Regions from separate parts of the Mus musculus genome. Here region 1 is linked to region 2. A link is a loop called in an ENCODE intact Hi-C map of the cell type or tissue named here. Cell type or tissue: heart. All regions are shown on one strand. Links, peaks and the distances in the headings refer to the core of each region. The heading gives the core; the rest is flanking DNA. Region 1 overlaps Coil (coilin). Region 2 holds the start of Nog (noggin).

Region 1 (8,684 bases), core at 284-8,283, 310 kb before region 2:
GCGGTTAAGAGCACTGACTGCTCTTCTGAAGGTCCTGAGTTCAAATCCCAGCAACCACATGGTGGCTCACAACCATCCGTAATGAGATCTGGTGCCCTCCTCTGGTGTCTGAAGACAGCTACAGTGTACTTACATGTAATAAATAAATAAATTTTTTTAAAAAAAGAAAAGAAATATGTTTAACATAAAAGTTGATGCATTTCAAGTGATTAAACTCAACCGGGCAGTGGTGGCGCACGCCTTTATTCCCAGCACTCAGGAGGCAGAGGCAGGCGGATTTCTGAGTTCGAGGCCAGCCTGGTCTACAAAGTGAGTCCCAGGACAGCCAGGGCTACACAGAGAAACCCTGTATCCAAAAACAAAACAAAACAAAACAAAACAAAAGTGATTAAACTCAGTTTTATTAGCTTTGAAAGTATTTTCATTATCTAACCATTCTTCACAGAAACTTGCTTAACTAATCTATAGATTTTAGCTTACGTGGAGTCAAGAATGAATTAAGTGTGGTGTTTTGTCTTTTTCCCTTAGATCACCGTGCTCTGGAGAGAGTTGATCGATCCGAGGCTGATCATTGACTCTTCAGGTAGCATCTCGAGTACATAAGGTGTCTGGATCTGACCTCTGGCCTCGCCACCCCGCGCTCCGTAACCGCATTGTTTGGGACCATGGGTATAGCCTGAAGATTTTAAAAAGAAGACTAAATGTTGTGTAGACTTTCTGTTTCTCTTCACTTTACCATATTAGGAAAAAAAGATCTACCTCATCATTTAGAGTAACAAAGTTGTTAGTTTATAGATCCTTATTTCCTTCTGGCTAAATTCAGTAACCCACTTGAAAACCTGGGTGCTGACCAAAATGGCGGTGTGCTAGGCTCCTTCACACCTGTTTGGCTACCAGTAGCAATCGTCCGTAGGAGTTTACAGTACCACACACAAGAATGTGCTGTGCATCTTGCTTTGTTTCTTTTAAGTCACATTGTAAAGTACTAAGGCATGTTTCTTGACTTAATTTTTGACATGTGAGCTGTTCTGTGAAGCATAGAGCATCTCGCCCATTCCACAGTTTCTCCCTGCTCTCCTCAGGAGTTAGTGGGGTTGGATTTGTCAGAGGTGATGAGTTAAAGAGTCCTTTCACACTTTCCAGATGTGAAACACAGGACTCCTAGGAGCCCGCGCAGCCCGCAGTGGGGAGGCATCCTTGTTGTATTGTGTGGAGGAGCGCTGGCCTCCCACTGCCAGAAGGCTGGGCGTGAGCCTCAGACCAGGCTGGGGCAAGGGGCCTTGCTGCACAATGCAAGGAACTTGGGCTCCTCATAACTGAAGAGAGGATCTTAAACAGAAATTTCCTTTTCTGTTGTTTTCTTCAGCATGAAGCTAAAGGCTGAATATAAACTGCAAAATTGCTTTCTTTGAACGAAAAATCAGATTCCTCCTTCAACCTTGCAAATTTTTAAATAAAATCATATCAAACTCAATGTCCACTCTGAGTTATGTTTTCGTTCTGCCAATAGTTAACTTGGTTCATAATCATGTTCATAACAAGGAGGCTTGCTTTGCACCTGGGAGGCTAACACAGGAGGTTTACGAGTTCAGGGACAGCCTGGGCTACATCGTGAAACAGTATCTCAAAAAAAAAAAAAAAGATATATATATATATATATATATATATGTGTGTGTGTGTGTGTGTGTGTGTGTGTGTATGGGGGGGTAGAGAGATATGGCTCAGTGGTTAAAAGCACTGACTACTCTTCCAGAGGTCCTGAGTTCAAATCCCAGCAACCACATGGTGGCTTATAACCATCCGTAATGATATCTGATGCCCTCTTCTGGTGTGTCTGTCTGAAGACAGCTACAGTCTACTTACATATAATAATAAATAATCTTTAGCCTGGCGTGGTGGCGCACGCCTTTAATCCCAGCACTCGGGAGGCAGTGGCAGGCGGATTTCTGAGTTTGAGGCTAGCCTGGTCTACAAACTGAGTTCCAGGACAACCAGGGCTGTACAGAGAAACCCTGTCTAAAACAAACAAACAAACAAAGATAATAAAAACCTCTAGGGCTCATTTGCAGCTCTGAAAAAGGCAAGCATTTAGAAAAATACGTGTATCGTGTCCAGTGAATTAAAATTTGTTTTATGGAACTTTGGCTTTATTTATGTACACAGCCATGTGTTGACTGGGTTTCTTCCCCTATGAAGAAGTATTTGTGTATTTCTTTATAAAGGGCTGGAATGGGCTCAGTGGTTAAGAACACATTCTGCATTTACAGAGGACATGAGTTCAAGTCCTGACATCTCTGATGCCTTGAGCACCTGCCCCATGAGTGTATCCCCACCACCCAGACATAAACATCATTACATTAATAAATTCTGACACAGTGTCTAATTCATGAGCTCTGGCTAGCCTGGAACTCCTTGCTGTGTAAACCAAACTGGCCTCAAGCTCATGGAGATTTGCTTGCCTGTGTCGCAGCCTCCTGAGTGTAAGCCACCATACCGGTTGAAATAAAAATTTTAAAATCTATAAACAGAAAAAGCAGAGTGGAGACTTCTGACCTTTTTATGAATACACACAGACACACCCCCAGTCACTTTTTATGATAAATGAAATTATTTCTCAAATAAAAATAGGAAAAATACTAGCATGTCAAGATAGCAGCCACATGGTAAAATGTGTATTAATATAAAGAAATGGACACATGCATTGAAAAACATAAAAGGTACATAAGAACAAATTAAAAATCTGATCTTTTTTTAAAATTTTTTTAAGATTTATTTATTTATTTATTTATTATATGTAAGTACACTGTAGCTGTCTTCAGACACTCCAGAAGAGGGCGTCAGATCTTGTTACAGATGGTTGTGAGCCACCATGTGGTTGCTGGGATTTGAACTCTGGACCTTCCGAAGAGCAGTCGGGTGCTCTTACCCACTGAGACATCTCACCAGCCCCTGATCTTTTTTTAATGTGTATGGATATATGTCTGTGCATGGGTGTGTGCATGGGTGGTGCCCACAGAGGCCAGAAGAGGACACCATAGCTCTTGGAGTAACAGACAACAGAGCTGCCATGTGAGTGCTGAGAATCGGAACTCCATGTTCTCTGCAGGAGCAACAAGTGCTCTTAACCACCAAGCCAAGCCGACTCCTCAGCTCCACATTCAGAACGTTGTTTCAGCAGCGGGAGAGCTTGGATTCATGGGGCTGGAGAGATGGCTCAAAGGTGCAGCTGTCAAAAGCATGTGACTCCAGTCCCAGGGACTCCAGTGCCCTATTCTAATCCCACAGGCGTACACGGGCACAGGTGCATACAGGCATGATGGTCATTAGGCATAACAAATCTAAAAAAGAAAAAAATGTTAAAAGAAATGTAATTGACAATTCAAAGCTTTATCTTAGAGAAAATTCCTGATGAAGAAGGGTTCATGAGGCTGCGAAGAAGCACAAGATCTTTCAGAGCGCAGGACATTCTCAGTTTCCTTTATGAAAGTGACCTGACCTAGACTGCACTGCCTGACCTAGATATCTTCATTAGTGTATAGAGCATTGTCTCTCAGGAGCACAGTAAGCTTGTGTTTCTCTGACATTTAGCATCCAGCACGCGTGTGGTAAATGTGGTAAAGGTTTGTGTCCACATGGTGGCACTCTCGAGAGGTGGAACCCTTTGAAGGCCTGAGTGTTACTCACGGAGGAAGGGTGTAGCTTCCTCTAGCCTTGAGTAGGCTGGCTTTGACCTAGCCACTGAGTATGAGACCACCTGGGGTGGAGCCTTCCAACTTATAAGGCTCTATTGTTCTGTCACCTGCTGCTGCTCTTCTCTAAGACACTGGTACCTGCTGGGAGGCCCTTGAGATATTCCGGAGACAGCATCCAGTAGATCTACCTACAGGCTGGCGACAGGCACCAAGAATGGATTGGCGGGGGATGGGCCTCCCCCCTTTATAAGCACAGACTTTTAGTAAACTTTGTGGGGGCCTTGAACAGAAACATGTCGTGGCCTCCATCATTTCTCTCGCCGTTTCCTTCCATACAGCTCCAGCCTCCCACTCAGGAATCCAGTTAGTGTGGCTGCAGGCAGCTACAGGTGGTTACAGGAGGGTACCCCATACTGACAGGCTTCCAGAGGCGTGGTGAGGTTTTGCTCGGCCAGGCATGCCTGCTACTATGTGCTTCTGCAGGACAGACTGGAAGGAAGGCGACCAATTGATCATAAAGTAGCACCCCAAAAAAGTCAGGGTTCACCCTTTCCTGTTACTCTGTCATCCCTGGTATTCATCATCATCATGAGATGCTGACTAACATAATCTCTGTAAAAAAAGAGCAATTCCTGACTGTGGTTATAACTCAATCTCGTGCTTGCCTAAAACACACAAAACCCTAGGTTTGATCCCCAACGTTACACAAATTGAGTGTGGTGGCACATGCCTATAGTTAGTACTTTGGAGGTGGAGGGGGAAGGGTCAGATGTTCAAGGTCATGCTCAGCTATATAGCATAGTCATTTTGGGCTGCAGGAGACCCCGTTTAAAAAAGGAAAAAAAAAAGAGGAAGAGGAAAAAGAAAGAAAAAAAGGAGGGTAAGCCTCCAGGATGGGTCATCAGATGAAGGCGATTGTAGCCAAGGCTGACAGCCTGAGTTCTGTCCACGGAATCCACATTGGAAAGGAATCGTCTTCCTCAGGTTCTCCTCTCACCTTTACATGGACACACACTCGCGAGCACACACAGACACACACACACAGACACACACACACACACACACACACAATTTAATTTGTTTGTTTGTTTGTTTTTCGAGACAGGGTTTCTCTGTGTATCCCTGGCTGTCCTGGAACTCACTTTGTAGACCAGGCTGGTCTCGAACTCAGAAATCGGCCTGCCTCTGCCTCCCAAGTGCTGGGATTAAACAAATACCACCATGCCCGGCACAATATAATTTTAAAAATGAAGCTGGGAGGTGGTGGCGCACGCCTTTAATCCCAGCACTTGGGAGGCAGAGGCAGGCGGATTTCTGAGTTCGAGGCCAGCCTGGTCTACAGAGTGAGTTCCAGGACAGCCAGGGCTATACAGAGAAGCCCTGTCTTGAAAAACCAAAATAAATAAATAAATGTTAAGAAAAATGAGCAAATCAAATCCAGCAATATATAAAATGATAATACACATGCCCTTTGGTTGTCCCAGGAGGTTGGGAGTACATTCCATTCATACAGTGGGGATGCTAGCCAAATAAGGCAGAAAAGCCCTCCGGATCAGTGCTGATTAAACCAACGAGAGTTTCTCCATCAAAACACGATCGTAGTATGGGAATAAAAAGAGAAGCTTCTTAGATGTCTTTACATTTATTTTATGGTTAGGAATAACCTTGGCAGAAGCCGGAGGAATTTGAGGTTAGTCTGGGCTATATAATGAGGATCTTTTTCAAAATCTGGAGACAGTAGGAGATTGTTTTTAAATGTTTCCAGGCATAGATATGACAGCACATTTAAAAACAACAACAACAACAACCAAACAAAATTAAAAAACAAAAAAACAAACAGCCTGAGCTAAGAGACCTAGATTCTGGGACCTTCTCCCATCTGGAGCTCAGGCTGAGTCTGTTACAAGCCTATTGCATAGTGGGTCTTTGGTCATTTGAGCCTACACACAGTAGGCCTCTGGCTCCCCCACCCCCACCCTTAACCTTTGATCTGCACACATTCCTGCACTAAGCTACATCCCCAGCCTCTCTGGCTCTCTCTCAGCTGAGGATCAGCATCCTTCACAAGGGTGTGTTGGAACTATAGCTCAAGTTTAATGAGGGCTGCCCCGATGGATGGGAATAATCGGTGTTATATTTACAGGTAAATGAGGCTTGTTCCTCCACCTACTTTTCCTATCCTCTAGACTCAGAGCAGGAATCCTATTATGATTGCCAGCCATCACCTGGATCAGGCCAGGTATTTAGTCCTCTCTTGACCAACCAGGTCCCATTTGGCTGTGCAACATTGCTGGACGGAAGATATCAGCTATATCAAAAAACAAACACACCCTGCCAGCCGATCCCTGGTCTCCCATCAGCGGATCCCAGTAAAGGTTATGGGCCATCCTGCGCATTACCACCTGCCATGTGTGTATATAAACTAAAAGGTGGGGGAGATGTGTGGGGCTCCGGGCTTCACAGATGAGAAACCCATGCCTCCCGGGACACTCTACTTCAATGATCTCTGTATTAGAAGGCAGATCTGTTTGCCTCAGACTCCTTCAGCTCTTGCTCTGTAGCACACCTACCGTGTAATAGGTCTTTGTGACTATCTCCCCCTTGGAATTTGATAAACACGGAGCGTGCTCGGCTCTCCAAATGATCGTCATTGTCCAACCAGCCTTTCTCAACGATTCAGCCTAGAAAGAGAATTCCACATTTCCCCTTGAGTCACCAGACTCCTCCACCCACGATAATTAGGTTAGAGGTGGATTCTATACTGTTCATTTCCTGGAAACTGTCTCCTCCCTCCCTTGGCAGGCAGACAGGCAGGCAGCATTTTGTAGTAGGAAATACTTGCCTTCTGGAACCAGATAGGGCGTGTGCCAGCATCCATTGTCTTGGCTGGATTGCTTGGCTTCTCTAAGCCTTTTTGTTTCTTTTTTCTCTGTAAAGTGGGATGGTTTTATCTACTTCACAGGTTGTGGTAAGGACTCCCAGCCTTCCACCCCAGCAGAATGTTTTCTTCTTTTTCCATGCAGACAACTACCACCACCAAAATACGAACCAGAATAGATGGGATGATAAGTCTTGTGGAAACAGAAGTCCATGTGATGAAACTTAGGGGAACCAGCGCTTAGGATGTTATGCTGGGCAGCCCCAAGCTCATCCCAGCTCCTTTGTAACAGTATCCTGACCTTCACAATAAAAATGGATGTAGGATGCCCCTCTTAGGGCTTCGTAAAGGTGTCTTGGTAATATTCTCCATTTGTTTGGCACACAGTAGGTGCCTCATAAACAATGGCTATTAGATACTATGAGATATTTACCTTGTCCTTTTGGCTGCTTAACATTGTCATCCAAGGTAAACTCCCATAATCCCTCAAGGAGCTTCTTTCCCACAGTGGAATTTCCCATCAGACACTCGGATTCTCCTGTCCACCCTTCTGTTCTGCACTCAGCCCAGATTGCAGGACTGCCTTACAGAACTAAAAACAATGTAAGCCTAAATGAATGATTTTGAAAAAAAAAAATTGAAGCTTCAATATTGTGTGTGAAGGGGGCTGTCGAGATGGCTCAGTGGTTAATAGCGCCAACTGCTCTTCTGAAGGTCCCAAGTTCAAATCCCAGCAACCACATGGTGGCTCACAACTATCCGTAATGAGATCTGGCGCCCTCTTCTGGAGTGTCTGAGGACAGCTACAGTGTACTTACATATAATAAATAAATAAATCTTTTTAAAAAAATTGTGTGTGAAGGCTGGAGAGATGACTCAGCAGTTAAGAGCACTGACTGCTCTTCCAGAGGTCCTGAGTTCAATTCCCAGCAACCACATGGTGGCTCACAACCATCCGTAATGGGATATAATACCCCTCTTATGGTTTGTCTGAAGACAGCTACAATGTACATAATATAAATAAATCTTTTTTTAAAAAATACTGTATGTGCACATATAAGAGAGAAAACATTTGTTAAATTTGGGAGTCCCCAAATCCCAAGTGAGTAAAAATTTCTCTTTTTTTTTTTTTCAGTATTGAAAATTGCTAGGCAAAGGACTTTACCACCAAGCTATATTCCCAGACCCTTATTACTTAAGTGAGGGTAGGGTGGGTTCTATGTAGCCCAGGCTGGCCTTGAATTTGAGTTCCTCCTGCTTCAGTCTCCCCAGAGAGAGTTCTGGGATAATAGGTGTGTCCCACCTCACCCAATTTAAAAGTATTATAACCAATCTGGCTTAGATGAAGAAATTCTTAAGAGACACTTGTGTCTCAATCTGTTACATTATTGAAACAGTGAACCCCAGAGAAATGGGAGTTTCCTTGGAATCTCATGCTGGGAGAGACCAGAGGGAGAATTTGTCTCCTGGGAAAAGATTTCACAGTTAGTACAGCTTGTGGGACAGAACAGCTTACCAAATGAGATTGAATCCCAGACAATGATGGGCCACTGGTAGGCTGGACCAGGTCTGGACTGGCACTTAGATACAAATATTTTTGCCTTCTGTTTTAACTCTGTTCTCACTTCAGAACGGGGAAGGTGGACTTGAGGGGTTTGCTGGGTCTCTTTTTTCTGTTTTCCTCTTTTAAGTAGGCTCATTTAATTGGCTTAAGGACCGGTGGCTGGAGCTGACTTGGGGCAAAAGTTGTGACACCCAACTTTTGTAATATTAGGTTTTGTTGTTGTTGTTTTAAAGATCATCTACCATAAAAGGAACACCAGATCTGAATGGATGACCATAGGGTCCTGCCTTTAGGGCTTGGGAGGAGATTTGTCAGAGCCCACCATCAGGAAAGAAGAGGGAGCTGCATACAAAGGCAGCACAGCTGGAGGGAAGGGGAAGGGAGGGGGAAGGGAAGGGGAAGGGAGGGGGAAGGGAAGGGGAAGGGAGGGGGAACGGAGCGGGAAGGGAAGGGGAAGACAGCCACAGTCCATAGAATTGTGTTTTGTTTCTTTTCTTTTCCTTAAATTATTATGTGTATGTTATTGGGGGAGGGGGGTGTCAATTTTGTG
Region 2 (8,684 bases), core at 126-8,125:
ACAAATATACATGGGGACGGCGGTTCATAAACTTAAACATCTCAATATCCTCTTTCTTCTGGAAATAAATTACGTTTGTTTGCCCGGCTTGGAGTCTTAAGGTAGCCGACATTAGGAATATTTTAAAAGCCATCATCCATCGAGCATGTCTCCCAGGCGCCAGAAAGATTAAATGAAAGAATCATAAGATGGAGGTCTTTAACTTTTAATCCTTTTACAATGAAGCCTCAGATAGTCGCGGGGGCAGGGTGCCCTCTCTGGGGGAATAATGCCGTTATTCCTCGGCTCCCAGTTAATGAATACCCTAACGTCTGTCCCACGGCTGACGGAGGCAGCGCCGGGGAGGGGGCTCCGGCTCCCGGGCCAGGCTATTGAAATGAGGAGCCACCGAGGCTGCGTCGGGAGGGAAGAAAGCGCCGGGCTGGAGGGACAGGGAGGGCGGGGCCCGGGGCATTGAGACTGAGCTGGGGACTCGGCGCAGGTTTGAAATAATTAGCATAGATTCGCTGCGACTCCGGGGGGGGGGGCAGCTCGGGGGGGGGGGGAGGAGAGGCAGAGGACAGGAGGCTTGGAGGGAGGCGCGACGAGGTGGCAAGGGGGTGGGGAAGGGAGCAAAGGAGAGCGACTGTGGAGTCCAAGATAAATAAAAGGAGCGGGGAGCGGTGTCAGGAAGCCGGCCCACGTGGAGCTGAGTGGATGACGGCCACTGGGGATTGAGGTGAAGAGATGCACGGGAGAGTCTAGAGCCGGTTCCAAGAAAATGAATTTTTAAGGGTGGGGTACAGTGATATTCACCCGAACCTTTAAGGGGTAACTTTGCATCTGTCCTAAAGAGCAAAAATCCCATTTTGATTTCCCCTCCCTTCTCAACCCCAAGTGGAGTAAATGTCCAGGGAAGGGGGGTGTCATGTCCCTCTCCTCAGTGCAGGTCCCAGAGTTGGTGATTTGTACCCAGATTCACACACCTCTGAAATTTGGGACCTCAGTCTTCCTTAGGTCCTGGAAGAGGCCCATGTGAGTGTCAAATATCCAAATTATCTCTCCCTAGTCAGTTGTGGGTCTGGGACGTGGGGGCTCCAGACCTGCAGGATCCCTGAGGTTGTATGTAGTTGAATTCAAGGGGTCACTTTAGCCGTAACCACCATAGTTTCTGGGCGTGCAAAGGGTTAACAAGGGCTGGATATTGTGGTGGGGGTGCAAGGAGGGAGGGGTGGCTGGATCTGGGTGGGCGCGCTCTGACACCCCCCCCCATTCCTCGGGGGTCAAGTTTCAGCGGCACTCCGCCCCCAGGGAAGGTGTGAAAGACACGTGTCCCCATTGTGAAGGGCCTGTCAGCCTGGACAAAGCAGCCGCCCCCTCCCTCCCGCCCTCATCGGCCCAGCCCGGGGTCAGCTCCAGGGGGCCGGCTGGGTGTCGAGGTCACTATAGGCCTGAGCTTTCGTGTCACCGGGGAGGGTACCCTTGGAGACTCTGCAGAAAGCCACATGATACTTAAAAGATGGGGTTTGAGAATAACACCCCCCCCCCCCCGCCCCGGCACACACACTGAAAATTTTACAGTCACCTTCATCACCCCACAAGGGGGGGGGGAGTACGAACGGATGAGCATGTCTCCCAATAGGCGTAGTAAGCTCGGCGACACCCACCCCCCCATCAATCACCAACACAAGTGAATCACAGTGTAGAGCCCAGTCGGTTTTAGTGGTTTTCTTTAATCCTGTTCTGCACTTCTTCCTTATTTACTACACGGGATATTATAAAGAATAAATAGCAGATACTCTTAATTTACAATGATTAGTCATTCCATTTGTTCTCTATATTTACAATAACTGTAAAATAACATTGAACTCTATAACTTCTTCGAGGTCTAAGGAAAATCAAAACACTTTCCGAAGAATGGAAAATAGCTTTTTTTTAAAAAAAAAGTCCTTCTACAAAAGTTCCCCCTCTCTTTGTACTTTTAAGAAAAAATAACTTTTCCCCCCTGCTTCGCCATGCGAAGGGTACTGGGATATAAATAGCAGGTTAACATTATTACCAACAACCAGAATAAGTCTCTCTTTTCTCTGCTCTTTTTTCCTTTTGCTTGCCTTTTTAAAATACAGTAGAAGCCGGGTAACTTTTGACGTATAATACTGACCTTTTAATAAGTAAATTAAAACTGGGACCGTATATACACACACATATACATTCCTACACAGTTAAACAGTGCATTACAGGAACCAGAAAGCCAGGTCTCTGTAGCCAAGAAGAAAAAAAGTTCATTGAAAACCCTCGCTAGAGGGTGGTGAAACTGGTTGGAGGTGGTGGGGGTAGGGGGGGCGTTGGTGGGGATCCATCAAGTGTCTGGGCGCGGGCAGGGGGCCCCCCCGAGTTCTAGCAGGAACACTTACACTCGGAAATGATGGGGTACTGGATGGGAATCCAGCCGCAGCGCTGACCCCCGCGCCGCTGACAGCGCCACCGCAGCACCGTGAGGTGCACAGACTTGGATGGCTTACACACCATGCCCTCGGGCACAGAGCAGGAGCGCTTGCTGAAGCAGCTGCCCACCTTCACGTAGCGTGGCCAAAAGCGGCTGCCTAGGTCATTCCACGCGTACAGCACCGGGCAGAAGGTCTGTGACCACAGCCACATCTGTAACTTCCTCCTCAGCTTCTTGCTCAGGCGCTGTTTCTTGCCTTGGGCCAAGCCCTCGGAGAACTCCAGCCCTTTGATCTCGCTCGGCATGGCCCCCGACGGCCGCTGCCGCAGCAGCTGGTCCAGCTCCGCCAGGTCCTCGGCACCTCCAGCCGGTCCCCCGCCCCCTCCGGGTCGGTCCTCAGGGGGCGAAGTAGCCATAAAGCCCGGGTCGTAGTGGCCCCCGAGCAGCGAGCGCAGCAGCGTCTCGTTCAGATCCTTCTCCTTAGGGTCAAAGATAGGGTCTGGATGTTCGATGAGGTCCACCAGGGGCAGGTTGTCGCTGGGTGCTGGGCGGATGTGTAGATAGTGCTGGCCGCCGGCTGGTGCTGCCCGCAGCCCCAGGACCACCACCAGGGCGTAGAGGGTGACCCCCAGGCTGGGGCAGCGCTCCATGCCTCCCGCGCGCGCCCCGGGGCTGCCTCTTCGTCCCGCGTCCCCGGAGGAGAGCACGCCGAGTCCGCGGCGCTGCCGTGCTCCCCGGTCCCTCCGGAGGTGGCTCACCCGAGGCTGAGCAGGCGCAGGGCAGGCAGCATGAGCCGCGAGGAGAGCCGTTCGCGCAGCGCCGGCTCCCGCCGCGGCGCAGAAGACGCGCACGAGTTGGTCGCAATTCCCCCCCGCCGCTCTACTTGGGAAGGCGGCCGCGGTCGGGCATCCGAGATTACTCCAGCGCGACCGTGGGGCGCTGGGGGCGCCGGCTCCTCGCTGTTCTCCCGGGCTGCCGGCGGCGCAGGGCGCGTGGACGAGCCTTTTCCCTCCTCCTCCTCCGGTCGCTCGGCGTCTTGTTTCTCTGTGCGGAGCCTCCGGTAGAGCGGGTCCTGGGCCACTTCTCTCTGCCTGCTCCGGGCAGCGCAGCCGGCTCTGCCCGGCGGACTCCAGCGGCGGTGGCGGCGGTGGCGGCGGCGGCGTCCGCGCACGTTGGCACCGGTTTGTCTGTCTCGCAGGGTCCAAGCCTTTAAATTTCCTGCACTTTCAGCTCCATCACCATGGAAACCACTGACTCTCTCTCCGCGTTGCCCCCTCCCCCTTCTTCCCCCCAAACAACAACCCCACCCCCAACTCCTCCACCCGCGAGGAGCCGGAGACGCACGGGCTCGGGGGGAAAGCGACTGCACTGGTCGCCGCGGCGGCGGCGGCGGCGGCGGCTCCGGCAGCGCCCAGGACTGTGCCCCGCCGGACCCAGATGCCCCGGGAAGCCGACAGTCAGGCTGCCCGCCGGAGCTCACAGGCGGCGGCGGCGCGGCAGCGGCGGTGGCGGCGGCGGCGGTGGCGCTTGGCAGGTCTCCGCGCAATTTTCTCTCCCCCCCCCAACCCCCGCCCCGGTTCTCCTCCTCCTACAAAATGCACCGCCCCCCTCCTTTCTCCTGGAGCAATGCAATGGGGCTCTAGGCGCCCCGCCAGGGCCAGTCCCGGGGAAAGCTCGTGGCGGCGCTGGAGCCAGGCTGGAGGGTGCAGGGCTGGAGTTGAGGGGTGTGGGGTTGTCGAGGTGGGGCTGGGGGACTCTCACTAGCTGAGTGATTTGTACCGGGAGGGGAGCAGCAGGGAGATGCCGGGGGCCCGGTTTCCAGTGCAGTTCCTAGCAAGAAATTTCTCCATGTGCATGGAGCATTTTCCCGGGTGCGTGTCTTTTTTACACTCTCTCTCTCTCTCTCTCTCTCTCTCTCTCTCTCTCTCTCTCTCTCTCTCTCTCTCTCTCTCTCGGGCTTGGGGTAAGTCCCCTCCCCCCAACACACACACACACACACACACACACACACACACACACACACACACACACACACACACACACCAAGAGCCGCAGCGTTGCGCAGCGTGATGTAATTTCTAGGTAGCACCCCTTCTCTGCCCCTCAGATCCACGAAGCGGGGAGTCGGGGGTCTTCTCACCCTCCTCCTTCGCCTAGTCCTACCGGGTGAGTGGCGGGGAGATAGAGGTACATCCTCCTAGCCTGTGGCTCTCCTAATCTTCGCTGCTTGGTACAACTAGCTCTCACCTCCCTGGGGGCGGCGCGCCCTCTGCTGGCCCTTTGTGATCCCTGCATTTAGTTCTGGCTGGTGTGTGTGTGTGTGTGTGTGTGTGCGCATCTGTGCCATATTTACACACTGACAGGCACTTTATGCTTTTGAATGCTTTCTCATAGATCTCCAGACTTAGTGTAAACAAAGATCCTGAGATTTTCCTCCAAGGTACTTCGATTTCACAAGTACACAGGTTTGCATCATCTGGCTGGGGCAAACAGCCTCAGTGGGCAGAGAGTGGTGACTAGAAAAGGAAATGTATACTAGAAATAAGGTACCCTAGTTCTGGATGCTGTCCACTCTGGCACATCTATGTAGACCTTGGGTAAGTCGCTTGGGTGGCACTCTAAACTTTAGTTTTTGGATTAGTGACCTAAGTTCCCCCCCCCCCCCAACCATCTTATAGTTCTAACAACTGAGTTAGGTCACTAATCCAAATTCAGCCCAGCAAAGGGACACTGCTTATTGAAAAGAAGGAATAAACCCTTTGATGAGAAATGGGAACTGTTTTCCTTTGGAGGAAGAGCTGGGTCAAGACCGAGCTCAGAGTCCTTTATGATGGTGACGTGATCCCATCTGGATAGGGGTGGAGGAGAGATATCTGGAGTGAATGTCCTGGAATTCACCAGGAGTGGGAGTTAGGCATTCCCAGTGTCACAGCCTCAAACACACTAGAAGGTCTAGTGTGTTTGGTCAAACAAAACTAGAAGGTCAAACAAAACTAGAAGGTCTAGTTTTCCTTCTAGTCCCCTAAGGGGGGAAAGCACTGCATTGTATGACTTTTCTGCAAGACCTCAGCCATAGAGAGAGATGCCCAGTTTCAGGTGTGAACACTTCCCACAGCTGTAATGACTAGACAAGTAGAATTAGACTCTCTGGGTTCTGTCTATAACAAGGTCTTGCTTTGGTCACCACTGGAGAAAAAAGTGACCTACTGGGATCAGTGTGGTCCCTGCATATGGGAGGCTGGGGAGAGGGGATTATGAGTTCAAGGCCAGCCTGAGTTGCACAGTGAGTTCTAGGACACCCTCAAGAACAAATAGGAACAATTTAGGAACAATCATTGTTTTTTAAAAATTGGTCTAGGTCTTAGGGTTAGAGAGGTGACTCAGTGGTAAAGGGCACCGACTGTTTCGCAGAGGACCAGGGTTCTTTTCCCAGCATGGTGGCTCACAGCCATCCTTAACTCCAGTTCTAGGACATCTGATGGCCTTTTCTGACCTCTGTGGGCACCAAGCATGCAAGTGTTACACAGACTTGTATGCAGGCAAAAGCCTCACACATAAAATAAAATCAATAAATCTAATTTTAAAAATTAAAAAAGTAGTCTGGTTTGCACATAATCTGAGACGGTCTCCCAGACTTTGCTTTTTGATATGTTTTATGGTGGTTTGGCATTCGTTTGCTGTCTCATGAAGATTAAATGTTCCAGAGCAATTTTGTCACTGCTGAGAATCAACTAAGAGAAAAAAATTTTTTTCCTGGTAAAGACTTGAGGAGATAAACTCCAGCCCAGCTCTCCCGAGACAGGGTTAAGTTCTAGCTATTGCTCACTTACTGTGCGATGTTTTTTCTTTCGTTTTTCCTTCAAATCACCTGTGGGTTTTTCTTTTAATTGTCAAATTTATTACTATTTTAAATTTATTACTATTTTATTGTATGTGTATGAGAGTTTTGCCTGCATGCATATCTGTTTACCACATGTGCCTATAGAGGCCATGTGCCCCTGGAACATGAGGCACAGACAGTTGTGAGCCACCATCATCATCCAGATGAGTCCTGGGAGTTGAACCCAGGACCTCTGGAAGAGTAGCTAAAGCTCCTAACCACTCAGCCGTCTAGCTCTCCAGCCCCTGATCACCTGTTTTTGTTTAAAAGCCAACCTAGAGCCTTCTGCCCTTTATGTAGGCTGGATAGATCCGACTGAACAGCATAGGAAGAATGGGAACCCATGCATACTTGATGATGGCTCAGTGACTTATTCATGGAGATCAGAGGGAAACGCATGTCTCCATGCGAGTGTTAGACAGTGCAGAGCTGACCCCACCCTGCAGCCAAGCCTTCTGCAGTCCCCAGAGGGGAGAGATGACAAGCATAGGAAGGAAGTACTCAAAGGACATTGGAACAATCCGTAGATCACTATAAAGCTGTCAAAATTGGTTTCCTTAAGCTGTGCTCCCTTTTGATACACTTAACACTTTCTGCTGGTCTTTAAGTGTTGTCTGGAATTTTAGGATACACTGTGACAAACTAAAAGAGTATTAGAGCTATTATTATACATACACAGTATTGGGTTCTCAAATTATTGGGTTCTCGAACCACAAGCCGAGTTGGGAAATGCCACATTTGGGGAGGCTACAGCCCCACTCCACTCTACAATGGGGAGCAGCCTCATATATTCAGGTACCAAGGAACACTGGGTTATTGCTCTGAGAGACTAGACTGAGCAATATCTTAATGATAGAATGGAAATTTAGCTAATCTTTTTTTTTTTTTTTTTTTTTTTTTGGTTTTTCGAGACAGGGTTTCTCTGTGTAGCCCTGGCTGTCCTGGAACTCACTCTGTAGACCAGGCTGGCCTCGAACTCAGAAATCCACCTGCCTCTGCCTCCCAAGTGCTGGGATTAAAAGCGTGCGCCACCACGCATGGCTCAAATTTAGCCAATTTATCTTGATGTAGGATAGTGGTGTATCCATCTGATGAGGGAGAGGAGGATGCTTCAGACATAGGATGTGAGTTTGAAAGAAAAAAGAAGCACACTAGATGAGGGATAGCCAAAGGACCTTGGGGCATGCTGAATGGAGGAAGAGCTACATCTCTGGTGGTTCAACACAAAAAGATAACTTCTGTACTGAGTGGAGTGAGGTTGGAGTCCTGGCCCTGCCACTCATCAGCAATGTGACCTTTACACCAGCCAGCTTCTTTCTCATCTGTGACGTGAGGATACTGCACACCTGATGGAATGGTAGCATCTAAAGAGGGCAAAGGATCTCTCATCAAGCATGGCGCTTAGGGTTGGGCATGCACCGAGTGGTATTTTGTTTGGAGAGCTCTGATGCCCTCAGTTGGCCAGCTACCTCTAGTTGGAGCAAGAGAGGGCTGAAGGTATGGGAGGGCTGATGGAAGTTAATGCCAGCACCTGGCTCTGAGTGTGTATGGTTGAGCTGTCCCTTCGGAACTGTCAGCCTTCAGGAGTAAAGTCATTAGAAGTTCTTGGGCTATTCCATAGGTGGGATGTGTACGCAGGGGTTGTGGTCCTTACTAGCTTTTATAGGAAGTTCAATCATCAGTTACAATGTGGGTCAGCCTTGGCAGTCCCCATGGCAGGTGTATGTCCCACAAAATATTCCTGGCACAGAACTGAAAGATTCTTTCGAACAATTGCTTGAGCAGGTCCATGTTCCAGCAAGAGGAGCCTGGAGGGATTCTATGAATATACTTTTAAAATTTTTCATTTGGTCTTGAAAGAGAAGGCCTGAGGCGGGTGTGGAACACCCCGCTCAGTGGACATAGGATGTCTGAAAATCTGCTGTGTGACCTTCAGTGAATCTCTTTACTTCTCTCGGGGACTCTTTGATACCAAAAAGTCAGAGGGCTACGAGATGCCATAAGGAGAAGGCATGAGAAGAGCCATCTTTTATGGCTGGCACCATCCTAGGCATAGGACAATCACCACTTTTAGATGCTGCCCCACTAAGTGTAACATCTGGCAATTTAAAAAGAGAAGAAGTTAGAGGGCTAAGATGCTTGTCATTTTCTGTCATTGACTGGAGGAAATGAAGGTAGGGATATCACAACCCATCCCTTTCTGTCCAAGCCCATGGAGTGGTGTGTTCCTGTGGTTTCCTAGGAACTGGGGCAGGCCTGGCCACATCACTGCCCCCCTGCACCCAGTGAAGGCCGAGAGACCCAGCTTAATGTCACAATACATTATAGTCGTGTATGTCCAATGGCAGATGGGAGTCTGGTTAGAGAAGTTAAGTTGCA

What was found. A loop is a pair of places that touch in the nucleus more often than their neighbours do. Peaks named below come from ENCODE experiments on the same cell type or tissue, not always from the same donor. Only the 100,000 strongest peaks of a DNase experiment are listed, where the experiment ranks them.
Region 1: a loop joins it to region 2, with 8 times the contacts of the local background. A loop is called at or near these places in 9 of 42 quality-filtered maps.

What each region holds. Positions count from the first base shown.
Region 1 is chr11:88,990,140-88,998,823 of GRCm38, forward strand. It overlaps Coil (coilin), which reads left to right. Exons shown (of 7, transcript NM_016706.2): 7 at 529-1,474. The coding sequence ends at 603. It overlaps Gm11496 (a long non-coding RNA gene), which reads right to left. Exons shown (of 3, transcript XR_388949.3): 2 at 6,263-6,373; 3 at 2,747-3,338. Among named protein-coding and RNA genes, the nearest start is that of Trim25, 4.9 kb to the right of the region's middle. In heart, for the core only: CTCF peaks have their summits at 2,773, 3,634 (motif pointing right) and 7,346 (motif pointing left); DNase peaks (open chromatin) are centred at 3,742 and 6,512.
Region 2 is chr11:89,298,946-89,307,629 of GRCm38, forward strand. Nog (noggin) reads right to left here and starts at 3,614. Exons shown (of 1, transcript NM_008711.2): 1 at 1,693-3,614. The coding sequence starts at 3,075. The coding sequence ends at 2,377. In heart, for the core only: a CTCF peak has its summit at 4,691 (motif pointing left); DNase peaks (open chromatin) are centred at 4,096 and 4,696; H3K4me3 peaks cover 4,667 bases; H3K27ac peaks cover 4,206 bases; H3K27me3 peaks cover 370 bases.